Linked DNA regions of Homo sapiens: all the other regions are linked to region 1. The links are chromatin loops, found by intact Hi-C in ENCODE. Cell type or tissue: GM12878. All regions are shown on one strand. Each heading gives the region's core, and the rest is flanking DNA. Links, peaks and the distances in the headings are about the cores only.

Region 1 (5,811 bases), core at 234-5,233:
AACATGATACAATTTTATATTTTTAAAAGACCTCTTTGACTTCTACATGTGGCAATGATGTGGAGGAGGCAACAGAAGTACAAAGACCATTTAAAAGACCCTAGAAATGGCCTCTGAGAGACATGCTGGTAGCCAAAACTATGTTGATGATAGTAGAGATGAAGAGAAATAGATGTGTTTGATATTTATATTTAGAAATTATAAACAGCAGTACTCACTGAATGATTGTCCACATAGAGTAACGAAAGAAAAATATTAAGGATGACTCCAAGCGTTCTGGTTTGTAAATCTAGGTTGCTTGTACTGCCATTTACGGAGATATGAAAGACTGAAACAGAAAAAGTGAATAGAGGTATGAGGTAAAGTTACATTTCAGATGCCCATGAGGCATCCAAGCATAGATGTCAAGTATGCAGAAGGAATATCAATCAAGAAATTTCAGGGATACATTAGGTATATATAGAGAGAGATTTCAGAAATTTAGGGTATAGATAACATTTGTGGTTATAAGACTGACTCAGAGCACTTAGAGAAAGAGTACAGGTAGAGAAGAGATGCAAGAACTAAGAACTGTGACACCCAACATTCACAGGTAAAGAAGAGGGGAGGGACAAGCAAAGAGAACTAAATGCAGTCCATCTCCAAAGGCTCCCTAATCTGCCTTTGTTTCTCCTTCCCATTGCCATTACTTCAGTTCTGGCCACCACTAGAGTTCTACTGAATCAAAAAGGTGTGATTTTTCAAGGTGTGAGAAGTATCTTGGAGCTTCATTTTCTCACTTCTTCCTATTTATGTAGTTTACACAGCCTGTGAAACAATCTGAGATAGGAACTAAAAAACAGATTCCAATGTTTTGCATCAGCACAACCACTCTCTAGATTATGCACTTCTGTTACTATGTGAGTTTATTTACAAAGGTCTTGATGACTTTTTTGAAGGAATGATATCTGTTTGGTGAGTCTTTACTCAAGGTATAGCTCCACATGCAGAATAAAAGATTTAACAAACACATTAAGTGTATATGCTCCTTTTGCTGATGACATCTGTGAGGTTTTGACAGATTACAGAGCATTCCCCATTTGGACACATTTGCCAACCTGAGAAAATTACAAATTGCAGCTGACTTTCAAAATAAGTGACAAGGAAAAACTGTGGTAAACTCTTCCATCATTCTTGTTTTATGGCCTCTGCCATTTCTCTAGAAGTTAAAAAAAGAATTATAAGGGTAGGACTGAGTGGTTTTTGTTATTCTTGAGTTTAGGTTTCTCAGGAATTGGAATAGATCAGAGTGACAGGAGATTAACGTGCCAATCCAACCACCAGTGTCTGGATTTCCATTCACTCAAATACCTAAGGATATTAACACATATTTGTTTTACAGGTTGGGAATTATCTCCAGAATTATCCCATCATTTGAGATGTGCCATTAAAAATGAGCCTTTTTTCCTTTTCTTTCAGAGAAAGCAAGAAATATTTTATTCAAGGGGAATTACAACAGTGGGGTTTTGTAGTAGAGGGAAGAGATTGGATTCACATCCCTAGTCTCTTTTCTTAACATTGGGATTTAAAAGTAGGTCTGAAAAAGATGGTCTTTTAACTTCTGCCATACTATTAATTTATGTTGAAAAAATATCTTTTCCATAATACTTTCTTCATGAGGTAAATACATTGCAAAGAATTTTACTGATTTCCAAGATAAATAATTGTTGCTAGCCAAGCCAGTAATGGGATAAATTCCCCCCAATACACACAAACTCAGTTACCTGCCTTTGATTTTGCTCATTACCAGTAAACAAGGTAGGAGGATATATAAACTTGAAAAACTGAGACCCAGTTTCACCATTTGTGAATCTTTAACCAAAATTCACTAAATCTTCTCTGATAGTGTCTATTAATGTTTGAGACAGAATTTTCTAAGCACCTAAAAAATGTCTGGTTGCGGCCGGGCGCGGTGGCTCACGCCTGTAATCCCAGCACTTTGGGAGGCCGAGGCGGGTGGATCATGAGGTCAGGAGATCGAGACCATCCTGGCTAACAAGGTGAAACCCCGTCTCTACTAAAAATACAAAAAATTAGCCGGGCGCGGTGGCAGGCGCCTGTAGTCCCAGCTACTCGGGAGGCTGAGGCAGGAGAATGGCGTGAACCCGGGAAGCGGAGCTTGCAGTGAGCCGAGATTGCGCCACTGCAGTCCGCAGTCTGGCCTGGGCGACAGAGCGAGACTCCGTCTCAAAAAAAAAAAAAAAAAAAAAAAAAAAAAAGTCTGGTTGCAAAATTTTCCGAGTGTCTATCCCTTCTTAAAAACATAAATTAAAATAATTATTTTAAAAATGTGTACATGTTTGTTTATATCTTTTTATCTTAACTACAGATTAAACTTCAGGTAGTGGCCACAATAACAAGAGTCAATAATATTGAGATCTGGTTTTCTTTTTAGAGGAGGCAGAGAAAGAAAAAGAATTTGTATATTCCTGGTGCCTAGCATGGTACAGATGCATTGTCAGTGCTCAATACATGATTGTATAAGGAAATGATACTAGTTGCTTTATTTGGATCTTACTTTTGTTTCGTTTTGAGACAGAGTTTCACTCTTGTTGCCTAGGCTGGGGTGCAATGGCACAATCTTGGCTCACCACAACCTCCGCCTCCCCAGTTCAAGTGATTCTCCTGCCTCAGCCTCCCGAGTAGCTGGGATTACAGGCACGTGCCACTAAGCCTGGCTAATTTTGTATTTTTTTAGTAGAGACAGGGTTTCTCTATGTTGGTCAGGCTGGTCTTGAACTCCCGACCTCAGGTGATCCGCCCGCCTCGGCCTCCCAAAGTGCTGGGATTACAGGCGTGAGCGACCGCGCCCAGCCTTACTTTTGATTTTAACTATAAGCAAATGAAGGGACTTGCTGAGCAAATTATCCTACCTACCTGCACCTCCTCCAACATATCTGTTTTACACAGGTTGTTTTCACATTATGAAATGGATATTTTTAAAAGTATAAATTGATTTCCCAGGTCATATTCATTACTGAAAAAAAAAATTAGGGTTTGAATTATAGTAACAGATGTATTTGGTTCTTGATGCCACCTAATTTAAATTTTACTGAAATTCTGACCCCAAAAATGCTCTATCCCCTGTTCCTACTTTTTATCTCCCTCTGAAAAAAGGAATTGGTCAGAAAGGAAACAGTCCTCTGTTTTCCTATAGGTACTTCATGCTCAGAGCATGGCCACTTCTCTCTGCTGCTGCTGTAGCATTGGTTGTGTTATATAGCTGCTTCAGAGTCAACCACCAACCTCCAACTGCTTAAACAAGATTCACAGTGATTTCTGTGCTGGACAGAAAAGACCTTTCCAGTCAAGAGACAACCTGGCTTCTAAAAGCTCACAAATATTTGGTACCTCTTTCAGGTTTACAGCACCCTCTGTTGGGAAAAGTTTGCCAAATCCAGAAACTGTGCAATAGCCTTAACGTTGCTCAACCAGTCCTGAAATTGTGCCACATGGAAGTTCTACTGCTTTTTAATAGAAATGATTCTCAGACTTTCCAAGACCCATGCCCATAGAGCTCTGGCCTGAATCAAAGTTGACAGTTCGACATCTGCAGCTCCTAAAGAACAGGGCAATTTCCCAGTCCCTGAATGAGCCTGTATGAGAGGCTTTGGAGACACTTGGCCAAAATGGTGGGAAATGTGAGTTGTTGGACAAGTTATAATGACAAAGACAGATTGAATATTTAAATATTATATACATTCCTATTAAATATGAATGGCATATAGTATATCAGGGAAATATTCTCAAAGGTTCAATTTCGGTTTACCATCTTCAACATATGTAAGTTCTCTTAAAAGTGCTAAATCACTTTCTGCCACATTTTGAAGAGCACGTCCATGCCAAGAAAAGGCGTAACTCAGATTGCATTTTAGCCTAATTTCTGAGACACTGGGCTTTTAAAATAGAACCCAGTAGGTATTCATTAATGTGCTACGTCTGCCATCCTTTAAAATAGAAAATGTAGCTCATTTCTTTCACTGTTTACTTGCATCACATTGATGTTTTTGTTAGTTCCACGATACTTAACAGTTTTAGATTAAATCATCTTGATGCGTTCCCATCCTGTATGTGTCATACATGTCCTCTGTTCACAGAGTAAAATGTGTAGTTACTGTGAATTCCATGAAACACAAACTACTATGCAAAATGATTTTTTCCCTAAAACAAAATCTAATTTATATCTCGAGGCTCCATTTTCTGTTGTTGAACACTTCATCTTAGGTGATTCAAGCTTAACTCAATGAATATAAGCTTTTCTCAGTTAAGTTGTGTTTCTTCCTCATACCCTGCATTTTTCCCAGCATATGAAAGCTCCAAGGGTCTAATACCACGGCATTGTTGGGAAGGGGTGTCTATTTCTTCGTCCTTGGCCAATATTCCTGTTAGCATCTGCCGAAATCCATATAATATCCCGCCAAAGGTCCGTGTGAGACACACTGTATCCGCTTAATTCTGTTATCTTTTGGTCTGTCACTCTTTTCTTAGCTACCACGTTCTCCACTAATAACAGATAGAAAATATTTAGATACCCTCCCCTCCCTCTCTTGGGCCTCAGAAAACTACTGGAACTGTATCAGGCCCTCTATCATAGACCCACCACACCACCATTTCCATGGTACTGCTGCTGAACTATGGTGGCACCAGAGACCTTTCAAGGTCTATGACCACCGTGGACTTCACCTGAAGTATAAAGCATGGGTGCTTCTCTCTTTCAGATCCCCAAATCTATTTTCAGTTTCTATTTCCCCCACCCCAACTCAGGGACACAGCTTGTGAAGAGGAATTCTCAGAATCACTTCTGAGAAGTACTAACCAGAGCTTCCTCTCTTGCTTCTTAAATATTCTCTGTTTTCCTCCAGTTCAGAGGATCTCTTATTTCCTCTGGTGTGGGAAAATTTGCTTATACATCATTATGCATTCTTCCAAATCAATTTTTTATGACTTTGGGTTCTGACTCTCAATGCCTAGGCTTCTGAAAGTTTTCTCTCTAAATTGTTTCTTTACCACTAGTTCCAAAATAGACTTTAAATTGATTTTTTCTCTGCATTTCTTCCATAACCTTTATGTCCTGAGGCAGTGAATGTCAAGGTCTAGTTTGAAATGGAGAGAGCTTCGAGGTAAAAGGACATTCAAGAAAATTGGAAAACATATTGGTTAATACTTCTAAATGTTATATTGTAACAATAAAATTTCCAAATAACACTGTTATGAAAGTTTGGGGATATGCCCTGGGATTGCCAACTGGAGCATATAAGAATTAAAACATTTCTTTTCAGCATCAACAACTATTACAATTACACACATTTTCTTAAGCCATTTACCTGTCAACAACATTGTTCTTCTCTGTGCATTGAAAGTGGAAGAGACCCACTCCATAAAGAATGATGCCAAACGTTGTGAAAACCTGCCCTTCTCTACGAGTCAACAGGTTGCTTCTAGTTAATGAATGAGGAGAAAAATAGAACAAGTGTGCTCCACTCTAATCTTAGAAACTCAAACCCTTGAGCAGGGGAAGTCTTTTTCAAGCTGCTAATTTTCTGTTCTGGTTCCAATTTGTTGGTTGAGAGATAGAGGATATAGAAATCTCCTTCAGATATACAACATTTCTTTTAAAACTTAAGATTTACTGCCTTTTTTATTTCTCCTTTTCACCTGAAATCTTTTCTGTTATTTGATGTTGCCTCCACCTGCTATGTGTACTCACATAAACATGCCTTGTCAGGATAGTATACAAGGATGTCACCAGCACCAAAATGAATCTTTCTGGTA
Region 2 (5,811 bases), core at 306-5,305, 220 kb before region 1:
CTATTACTTAATATAGAATGCAGACATTTATTTGGAAATGCAATAGTCATTTAACTCTTAGCATGACAGCTCATGTGATATACAGTATTACATTTTCCCTATATTAAATACTATACGAAGAATAAAATCGATTTATATTTCAACTCTCTTTTTACTTGGAGATGGGGGTGAATGTTGTTGATCTTCATCTTTAGGCAGTAATACTGATCATTATCATTACCTTTATTAAATTCCAACAAAGTGCAAAGTGTAAAACATACAACTTGGCAAGGGAGTCCTTCTCATGGTTGAATAATTGGAGATATTTCAAGGTGAATTATCAAACTATTAACCTCTTTGGATTTTTCTTTTGGTCAGAATCATTAAAGGGACTGGTATTTGGGTGAGATTTGAACTCTGTGAGGTCAGAAACTATGACATACTTACTCTACTATTGACAATATCCAGCACATAATTATATGCCTGGCACATATTTAAGAGACTAAAAGGAACTTATTGAGTGAATGAGTGAATGAATGATATTCTGGACTTCTGTGATTTTTCCTAATGTGATTTCACCCCCCTTTCACTTAAGTCACCTATTGGCACTTGTACATTGTTATCACTAAAATTTATCCACTCTTAAGACCTGGTAATTAATGCAACACATGATCATGAATGGATCTCAGGCAAGAAGGAGCCATTAGGAGGAAAGTCTTAGCTAGGTGTGGTGGCACACAACTGTAGTCCCAGGTACTGGGGATGCTGAGGTGGGAGGATTGCTTGAGCCTAGAAAGTCAAGGATGCAGTGAGCCGTGATAGTGATATTCGAATAACATCTTTAGATAATAGAATTATATCAATGTTAATTTTGTGACATTGATCATTGTTCTTTGATTATGTAAGATGTTAACAGAATTTTTGCAGAATCTGGATAAAGGTTACACAATAATTATTTTATAATTTTTGCAATACTTGTGAAAGGCTGAAATTATTTCAAATAAACATTTTAAAAATTGAAGGCAAAAATTTTTTAAACCTTTTCACCCTCAAGATTATATTATTATTACATTGTAGTACTCATTTCATCCCCCCTGAGTTTCACTCCTACATATACCCTCATCATGATTTTTTTTGTTAGTCTGTTTTTTAAATGTATAATTCATATGCGATTGCACATATTTATGGGTACAATGTGATGTTTCAACTCATATATAAATATATAATTATCAAATCATGGTAATTGCCATTTACATTACTGTAAACATTGATAGTTTATTTGTAGTGATAACATTCAAATTATTCTCTTCTAGCTCTCTTGAAATATATGTTATATTGTTATTTGCTGTAGTCACCCTACCGTGTAATAGAACACCAGAATTTATTCTTCCTCTTCTTGAGGTTCAGAAAACAATATCCCAAAATGAAAGCCTCAGTGGCAGCCTCAGAAACAAAAGTTTTTCTCTGACCTTCTCCTGCCTCCCTAAGTTCCATTCTCCTGCCCACCCTAAAACCCTGGAAGTAGGCATAGAAACTAGAATCCCTCTTCTTCAAGGTGAGTCATAGAAACCAGAACCCCTTTTCTCCAAAGCTAGACATAAAATCTAAAAGTATTCTATGTAAAAACTGGTTATAAAGAAATGATCTGACCTACCTTGTTCGACTGTAGGTCATGAGACCCCCATTTCAGAGAGGGCCCTGCCCCACACCTAGAAGGAAGGAATACAGGCTCAGAGAGACCAAGAAAAGTCTAGACAGACAGGCCTTGCTGGGTTTTCCTACTCAGTCTATTAGCATTAGATCATACCCTTTTCTTCAATCATACTTCTAGACCATTATCCATATGTTATTAACCTCAGCTTTATAAAAGTTAATCATTTCCCTTGTATCTTTGAGGTCATCATTCTGAAGCCTCCTGTGTATACATGTTAAATAATTTGTATGCCTTTTCACCTATTAAGCAATCTGCCTCATGTCAGTGATTTTTTTCAGAAAATCTTGGCCTCTACACTTTCTTTTTTTTTGAGATGGAGTTTTGCTCTTGTTGCCCAGGCTGGAGTACAATGGCACCATCGTGGCTCACTGCAACCTCCACCTCCCAGGTTCAAGCGATTCTCCTGCCTCAGCCTCCCGAGTAGCTGGTATTACAGGAATGTGCCACCACACCTGGCTAATTTTGTATTTTTAGTAGAGAAGGGGTTTCTCCATGTTGGTCAGGCTGGTCTCGAACTCCCGATCTCAGGTGATCCACCTGCCTCGGTCTCCCAAAGTGCTAGGATTACAGGTGTGAGCCACTGCACCCGGCCGATTTCAGTCTGTTTTATGGCTGAATAATATTCCATTGCATATATGTACATTTTCTTTATCCATTCATTTGGAGACAGTAATTTGGGTTGACTCCATATCTTGTGCATTGTGAATAGTGTTACAATAATTATGGGAGTGCAGATATCTCTTTGATATACTGATTTAATTTCCCTTGGATATATACCCAGTAATGAATGGGATTGCTGGATCATATGGTAATTATAGTTTCAATTTTTTGAGGAACCTTCATACTGTTTTTCACAGTGGCTGTACTAATTTACATTTCCACCAACAGTGTTGGTTTTCTTTTGTCCCTATCCTCCCAACACTTGTTATCTTTCATTTTTTTTTTTGATAATAGTCATTTTGACTGGGGTAAAATGAAATCATTGTGGTTCCCATTTGCATTTCTGTGATGATTAGTGGCGTTGAACATTTTTTCATATATCTGTTGGCCATTTGTATGTCTTCTTTTGAAAAATGTCAGACTTCTGCTTCTGAGTCAAAGCCATGGTGGTGGCAAATTCAAGCCCTGAGCCCCCGTGGTGTTCTTTGATGTCAGCATTGTCAGTCAGGAAGTTGGCCACATGAAGATCCAGCTCTTTGTAGACATTGTGCCTAACACAGCTGAGAACTTTGGGCAGTTCTGCACTGGAGAATTCAGAGAAGATCGGGTTCCAATAGGATACAAAGGGAGCACCTTTCACAGGGTCATAAAGGATTTCATGATTCAGGGTGGAGATTTTGTTAATGGAGATGTTACTGGAGTCACCAGCATTTACCAGGGACCATTTGCAGATGAAAATTTTAAAATCAGATACCCAGCTCCGGTCCTGCTTTCCATGGTGAACAGCAGTCCCAGTACAAATGGCTGTCAGTTCTTTATCACCCGCTCTAAGTGCAATGGCCTGGATGGGAAGCATGTAGTGTTTGGAAAAATCACTGATGGACTTCTACTGATAAGAAAGATTGAAAATGTTCCCACAGGCACCAATAATAAGGCCAAGGTACATATGGTGATCTCACGGTGTGGGGAGATGTAGTTCAGACCAAGACTGAATCAGACTTTCACTTCCTCTTGGCAATGTTCTTGAGTAAGATAATCTGGACTGGCCCCTGTGTTTGCTTCCCTGCCTGCTGCTACGCCATTTGATCAACAGACTCTAGCAGTATCAGAGATTCAGGATCCAAGATTGTGTTTAGGTTTTCAACTGTAAATAAAGTTTTTTGTATGTTTAAAAAAATAAATAAAAATGTCTATTTAGACCTTTTGCTCATTTTTAATAGGATTATTTGGTTGCTTGCTATTGAGTTGAGTTGCTTACATATTTTATTAGTCTCTTCTCAGATGAAAAGTTTGCAAATATTTTCACCCACTCTATAGATTGTCTCTTCACTCCATTGATTATTTCCTTTGCTATGCAGTAGCTTTTAGTTTTATGTAATCTCATTTGTCTATTTTTACTCTTGTTGCCTGTGCCTTTGAGTTCTTATTAAAAAAATCCTTGCCCAGTCCAATTTTATGAAGCATTTATCTGTATTTTCTTTTAGTAATTTTATAGTTTGGGACTTACATATAAGTCTTTAATATATTTTGGGTTGATTTTTGTATATAGTGAGAGATAGGTGTCTTGTTTCCTCCTTCTGCATGTGGATATCCAGTTTTCCCAGCACTATTTATCAAAGAGACTGTCCTTTTTTCCCATGCATGTTCATGGTGCCTTTGTTGAAAATCAGTTGGCTATACATGCATGGATTTATTTCTGGGTTCTCTATTCTGTTTCATTGGTCTATGTGTCTGCTTTTATGCCAATACCATGTTGTTTTGGTTACAATAGATTTGTAGAATATTTTGAAGTCAGGTAGTATGATGCCTCTCACCATCTTTTGTTCTTTTTGCTCCAGATTGCTTTGGTTATCCAGCGTCTTTTACATTTCAATACCTCATTATGATCTTTGGTCCCTTGCTCTTACAGTATTTTCTAAGTCGATCACAACAGTTTTTAATATCATTGGCTTCCCTAACTAGCCTGTAGAAACAAAGTCTACAGTTTAGAAACTATTAAGTGCTTTAATTGATATCCTTGCATGGTCAGACTGAGTCAGACTTTTGGCCTTTACCATTTCCCCCATGTCATCCACAAACCTGGGCCACCAACTTCTCACCTGTTCTTAGAATCCTAAGAGCTACTAGGAAATTAACAAAATTGCATGATAATTTTCTACCACTTTCTTCCTTCAATGTTGGGTTCTAAATTTTTTACATTCCTTTTATTTATATCTTATTATCTTCCAACCATATTCTGCTTATTCTTTCCACAAATCTCAAACAACCTTAGTTCTACCACATAGACATAGTAACCACAGTTAACCTTAAGGAGTATATGCTGTTAATATGTAGAAAGAGGATAGCTCACTGCTGAAATTTTCAAAGTGAGTTTAGCCTCAAGTGCACATACTCTTTGTAACTTAATTTTCTCATTTGATAATATAACTTGAGAATTTCCAATGCCATGAAATATTATTGAGGACAGTAATTTTTGAATGTTACAATATATTTTATGTCACAATAATGTTGCAATGAGGATACACCAATTTCTGATCCTTTCTTAGCATAAATTTTTAGTAATGGAATAATAATAATAGAAACAAGAGAAATATGTATTTTTAAGACTTACTGATCCATATTGCCAAATTTTCTTTTAAAACTCTGAACAAATTTGCGTTCTTGCCAGCAATGTAAAAGCGTACTTATTACAGAGCAAATGCAGTGCTATAATTTTTCTTTTAATTTTTCTAATTTAAATAACACAAAACAACAATAATTACAATAATATCATAGATTCATTTTGCACTTCTTTGGTTGAAAATATTTTTAATATTAATTGGCTGTCTATTTTACTTTTCTTTCTTTTCAACCTTTGTTTCTTTACCTGCAATTGTATTTTATTTTGGGGGACTTAGGTATAGAATGAGATAGTTAATATATTTAATATATATTTAGTATTAATGATAATAACATTTAGCCTACCATATACAGAATAAATTTTTCTGTTTATTTTTCTTTAAAGTTGAGTTTTTATTTTTAGTATATACTTTTTTAATGTGAGCATAGCTTTTAATATTTTATTTTATGGTTTGCCTCTTTCATTTATACTTATATATGTATCTGAAATTAATACTTATGAATTGAAAATACAAAGCATACTTGTATTTTTATCATCATTTATTTTTGGTAAGCAAAGGTTTTTTTTTCTTTTTTTGCTTAATTTTCTTGTTTTTGTTTGTTTGTATAAATGTATTGGGTACATGAGAAATTTTGATACGTGTATGTAATGCATAGTGATCAAGTCAGGGTATTTAAGATGTCCATCGCCTAATACAATACATTTTTTGTTCATTATAGTAACCCTACTCTGCTATCAAGCATTTAATCTATTCCTTCTCTCCTACTGTATGTTTGTACCCTTTAACCCATTCTCTTTATTCTCTCCCCATCCCCCCACTCACCCTTCCCAGTCTCTG
Region 3 (5,811 bases), core at 306-5,305, 270 kb before region 1:
TAGAGAAAGAAGAATCCACACAGAACTGGCTGTGTCGCAGACAGGAGTTTTATTATTACTCAAATTAGTCTCCCTGAGCATTTAGGGGATCTTTTTAAAGATAATTTGGTGGGTAGGGGCTCGGGAAGTGGGGCATCCTGATTGGTCAGGTTGGAAATGGAATCATAGGGGGTCAAAGTAAGTTTCTCTTGCTGTCTTTTGTTCCTAGGTGGGATCGAAGAACTGGTTGAGCCAGATTACAGGTCTGGGTGTTGTCAGCTGGTGAATCAAGTCGGCAACATATCTCAATCACTGATCTTAGGTTTTACGATAGTGATGTTATTCCCAGGAGCAATTTGAGGAGGTTGAGATTCTTGCAGCTGGAGGCTGCATGGCATCTAAACCATAATTTTTAATCTTGTAGCTCATTTGTTAGTTCTACAAAGACATACTGGTCCTCAGGCAAGAAGGGGCTCTTTTTGGGAAAGGGCTACTATCAACTTTGTTTCAACATCAAACTATAAACTAAATTCCTTCCCAAGGTAAGTTTGGCCTACACTCAGGAATGAACGAGGGCAGCTTAAAGATTAGAAGCAAGATGGAGTTGGTCAGGTCTGATCTCTTTCACTGTCATAATTTCCTCAGTTAGAATTTTTGCAAAGGCAGTTTCAATATTTTGTTATTTACCGGCAATTTGAACTGCATCTGAATTTTTTATGGTTTCCTCCAATATCTGGCTGTGAGTTGCCAAATTAACATTTTCTTTTTTTTTCTCTCCAACCCTTCTGCATCACTAAAATTAAAACTGTGTTTTCCTTGAAGCCTTACAAACTGACAAATAGACTCCAGAGAAATCACAATGATGGCATGTGTATGGATAACTTTTATGCTTGAAAACTCTGTCAGATTACCACTGTCTTCCCTGCTACAAGTGAAGATGCTTCAAACCCATTCCAGAAGTCTTCTAAACTCACTGCCCTCTAGACTCTAGAAAAACTAGCCTATAGACTACTTCAAACATTAATCTTTGTTTTTCTTCTGTTTCCATAGAAATGCCTCTTATTAAAGATCTGTTTGCTGCATCATATATACAGGCTGAGCTTTCTCAGTCCAATTGCAATGCCATCTCCTGAAATGAAACACAAGTGTTTAACTGAACTAATCTATTCCCAGGACTAAGAAACTGATTCAAAACGGTATGAAACAGTATACTAAAATTTGTTCCTTTTTGCTTGTTCTTCCCTTTGCCAGTCTCTTATCTCATAACTTCTAACCCAAACTTTTCTATAGCTACCAATTCTACTTTAATATGTACAACTTTCTGAAAATAAAGATTCAAATGGGGAAATGAAACAAATATTTGACCCCAAAACATACTTCTGTAGCATATTTTAAGATGACTAATGAGAGGGGCTACAAATACAAAAGAATAGCTGAAAATCTGCATTTTGTGGAGGAGATTTGCATCTGTAGAGGAAATCTACATTAGTAAACTGAAGTAAACAACAGATGCAAACATGTTGCTCTGAGCACCTACCTACTCACCATCTTAGATATAGAAAAGATTATCTAACAGGAAAAGGAGACTAAAGGTCTGTCAGAGAAACTTGTACCACAGGCTACCATCTTTTCATTTTTGAGAGATGCCACCTGTGAGGTTTTGTCTGCATAACAAGAAGACCTTTGCTCTATACCTTTTCCCTTCTCTCCCTTCCATAACCTGTCTTGCCATGCTCTAAGCATCTATTTTTTCTGTAACCTCAGGAAGGTTATAAAAACTTCAGACATCTGATCCCTCCTTTGAGCCTCATACTCTGTGAATGACTCCTGTGCCCACATGCATGTTAATAAATTGGTATCCCTTTTTTTCCTGGTAGTCTGTCTATTATTAGTTTGTTTTATAAACTCAAATTATTGAAACTTCAGAAAACATTGAGAAGAAAACTATTTTTGTCTCTGCAAAGTCAACTGATTTTCTTTCTGGAAGCATTCATCTAATTACAATTCTAGCATTATGAGGTTGAAGGTATTCTGATATTTTATCAGACTTAACAACAATAATATTTCACACTGAATTAATGTTCTCTTGAAGTTATAAGAATTGACTACTCAGCACGTGGTGAATAACGTTCAGTTTTAATGTTCTTTGATGATGGAGCCGTCTCAGAATTCAAAAGCTGCTCACACGCCATTTAACATTGCAGTTAAATGGAATTACAATCAGCTTGAATAAAGCCCTACTGGAGAGAAGTTTTTAAATGAAGCAGTCATCATTCAACGCTATTGATTACATTCTCCTTGGGGATTGGCTCCAGCTCTCATTTGTGGTTTCTCTTTTTAATACTTTGTAAAGCATTCTGCAAAATGAAATACACAAGTAATAGAGGGCTTATTTTCTGGAATGTGTTAGCAGTTGTCACATTTTAGATTTATAAGTCACAGCACCATTCATTTTTCATATTACAGTTTTGAAATGGGCTCATTTCTTTGCAATTTTATGCCAGAGTTAAAATGTCAGCTACACATCAATTCCAAAAATTCAAATGGAATTTGGTGGGAGTCACGGGAATTCTAAAGATATTGGTTCTGCTCAAGTCATTCTTCCAAAATATATTCTTCCTTTACCTCCACTGAAAAAGCATCCTCTAAGAGGATGGGGATTTTGCAATTTTAGCCTGCCTGAAATTAATTTATTATTTAACCCTCATGGTTTATTCTCTCAAATCCTTGTTTTCTATTCTTATCTTCTTTTGATGTTTCTTCACATTATAGGGCATGTTAGTCACTTCCCAAGGCATAGTTTCTAGCAATGTATTAAAACACATATACATATGTAGCAGGACGAGCCACAGACAAAACCCCTCAGACACCGAGTTGTAGAAGGAAGGGCTTATCTGGGAGCATCGGCAAGCTACTGCCTTAAAATCCGAGCTCCCTGAGTGCACAATTTCTGTCCCTTTTAAGGGCTCACAACACTAAAGATTTTACATGAAAGGATCGTGACTGATTGAGCAATCTAGGGGATACGTAACAGGGGTTCATGCACTGGTAGTCAGAGAGAAACAGAAGAGGGCAGGGAGTTTCACAATGTTCTTCTATACAATGTCTGGAATCTATTAATAACATCGGTTTCTAAGTTATGAGTTGATTTTTAACTACTGGGTTTAGGCCAGGCAGGCCCAGGCCTAGTTTCGGGCCTGGTACCAGGCTGCCTGTCTTTGGTTTTACTTCCTTGTTGTTGTTGTTTTTTTCTTAAAAAAGGTACTGAGTATAAAACAATATAAAACAATATGAGAGGGTCTCTCTCTTCCCTCATATACAGAGTTAGAAAAGTGTCTCTTGTATTCTCATCCTACAACCATAATCTCTCCCCTTCAACTCTGCTGGACGATTCTGTTGAGGGCCTTTCAAGTTGACAAAATAAATATTGAAAGTTTGAGAAAGAGAGGGTGCACATTAGTTGCCACAAAATTTACATGTGTCATTGAGAATGATCTTTCTTCCTAGCTGGCAGCTCTTCCGAGTGTGTTTGTAAATAGTCATTTGTTGCTTAATGATGGAGATATGTATTGAGAAATGCATTGTTAGTTGATTTCATCATTGCACAAACATCATACACAAGCCTAGATGGTGTAGCATACTACACACCTAGAATATACGGTATAGACTATGACTGCTAAGCTTACAAATGTACAGAATGTTACTGTACTGAAAATTGTAGGCAATTATATCATAATGGTAACTATTTGTGTATCTAAACATATTTAAACATAGAAAAGATAGAGCAAAAATAAAGTATTATAATCTTATGGGACCACTATTATATGTAGTCCCTTGTTGACTGAAACATTGTTATATGGCACATGACTATATTTGCATGTGTATCCATACATTAATTCTTCACACACTGGATGTACACTCTATTCAGAGCACAGAGTTAGAAAGTTAGATGCTAAGGAGCAAAAATGATTCAGACAGAAATAATATTTTCAAGGTGGAATCTTCTTTTTAATACCTATTTGGTATGGGCAATAATTACTATAAGTGTAGATACATAGAATAATCTCAGATGGTAAGTAATAAAGAAAATTGATGGCATTGCATTGGACCTTAAAGGATGAGTAGATGTCGAAAAGATGGTATTTCAAAGATAAATAACTGTATGAGCAAACATGCAGGGAGAGGTGGAAGCACTATTGGCAGTAAAGACATATGTCTGATAACATTATGGGGTTCACTTTGAGGAGCAGGAACAAATAGAACTGGAAAGATAGACTGGAAACTGTAGATGTTTAAACACAAAGATGAGTCAGCCCTCATTAAGACAGGCTGTACCTTGAGAGTTTCATCTCCCGAACGAATGAGAAATGGAATTGATCTTGTAGCTTGAAATTCGGTATTTCTTATGTCTAGGAAAACTTGAACCACACTTGCCCACTTAGTAAGTTTTTAAAATCTTTATATCTAGGATACTGTCACGGTTTTCTGATTTAATCTACAATAGCTCTTGTTGTAATTAAAGTTCTGCTGTGAAGCATGGTCTGCTTGGCTGATCCCTTCCTTCTAGGGACTGCACCTAGGATTCTTTTTTTAATTTAGGACTTATGTTGACTTTTGGTTTAGTATTTTTATTTTTTTAATTTTTTGTGGGTACATAGTGGCTGTATATATTTATGGGGTACATGAGGTGTTTTGAGACAGGCATGCAATGTGAAATAAGCACATCATGAAGAATGAAGTTTCCATCCCATTAAGCATTTATCCTTTGAGTTACAAACAATCCAATTACACAGTCTAAATTATTTTAAATTGCACAACTAAGTTATTGTCAACTATAGTCACCCTTTTGTGCTATCAAATAGGTTTTATTCATTCTTTCTAACATTAATTTTTTGTACTTATTAACCATCTCCATCTCCAGCCCAGCCCACTCTACCCTTCCCAGCCTCTAGTAACCATCGTTCTACTCTCTACTTCCATGAGTTCAATTGTTTTGATTTTTAGATCCCACAAATTATTGAGAACATGCAATATTTGCCTTACTGTGCCTGGCTTATTTCAGTTAACATAATGATCCCCAGTTCCTTCTACATTGTTGCAAATGACAAGATCTCATTGTTTTTTATGGCTGAATAGTACTCTGTTGTATATTATGTACCATATTTTGTTCATTCACTCATCTGTTGACAGATATTTAGGTTGCTTCCAAATGTTAGCTATCGTAAACAGTGCTGCAGCTGTAGGAGTGCAGATATCTCTTTGATATACTGATTTCCTTTCTTTTGAGTATATAACCAGCAGTGGGATACTGTATCATATGGTAGCTCAATTTTTAGTATTTTGAGGAACCTCCAAACTGTTCTTCGTGGTGATTGTACTAATTTACATTCCCACCAACACTGTGCAAGTGTTCCCTTTTCTCCACATTCTCACTAGCATTTGTTATTGCCTGTCTTTTGGATATAAGGCATTGTAACTGGGTTGAGATGATATGTCATTGTAGTTTTGATTTGCATTTCTCTGATGATCTGTGCTGTTGAGCACCTTCTCATATGCCTGTTTTCCATTTGTATGTCTTGTATTGAGAAATGTCTATTCAATCTTCTGCCCATTTTTAGATAGGATTATTAGATTTTTTCCCATTGAATTGTTTGAGCTCCTTATATATTTGGGTTATCAATCCCTTGTCAGATGGATAGTTTGCAAATATTTTCTCCCATTCTGTAGGTTGTCTCTTCATTTTGTTGATTGTAACATTTGCTGTGTAGAAGCTTTTTAACTTGTGATCCCATTTGTCCACATTTGCTTTGGCTGCCTTTGCTTCTGGGGTAT

Evidence for each region. Peaks named below come from ENCODE experiments on the same cell type or tissue, not always from the same donor. Only the 100,000 strongest peaks of a DNase experiment are listed, where the experiment ranks them.
Region 2: it touches region 1 in a loop (3-fold over the local background); 1 of 110 quality-filtered maps calls a loop at or near these places.
Region 3: it touches region 1 in a loop (2.0-fold over the local background); 1 of 110 quality-filtered maps calls a loop at or near these places.

What each region holds. Positions count from the first base shown.
Region 1 is chrX:113,738,527-113,744,337 of GRCh38, forward strand. No RefSeq gene overlaps it. Among named protein-coding and RNA genes, the nearest start is that of XACT, 120 kb to the left of the region's middle. In GM12878, for the core only: no CTCF peak of the experiment used is centred there; DNase peaks (open chromatin) are centred at 2,491 and 4,774.
Region 2 is chrX:113,519,666-113,525,476 of GRCh38, forward strand. LOC101928437 (a long non-coding RNA gene) reads left to right here. Exons shown (of 4, transcript NR_110399.2): 4 at 1-949. It also overlaps the pseudogene PPIHP2. Among named protein-coding and RNA genes, the nearest start is that of XACT, 96 kb to the right of the region's middle. In GM12878, for the core only: no CTCF peak of the experiment used is centred there; a DNase peak (open chromatin) is centred at 3,336; H3K27ac peaks cover 386 bases.
Region 3 is chrX:113,470,129-113,475,939 of GRCh38, forward strand. The region is part of intron 3 of LOC101928437 (a long non-coding RNA gene); the gene reads left to right. Among named protein-coding and RNA genes, the nearest start is that of XACT, 150 kb to the right of the region's middle. In GM12878, for the core only: no CTCF peak of the experiment used is centred there; a DNase peak (open chromatin) is centred at 3,013.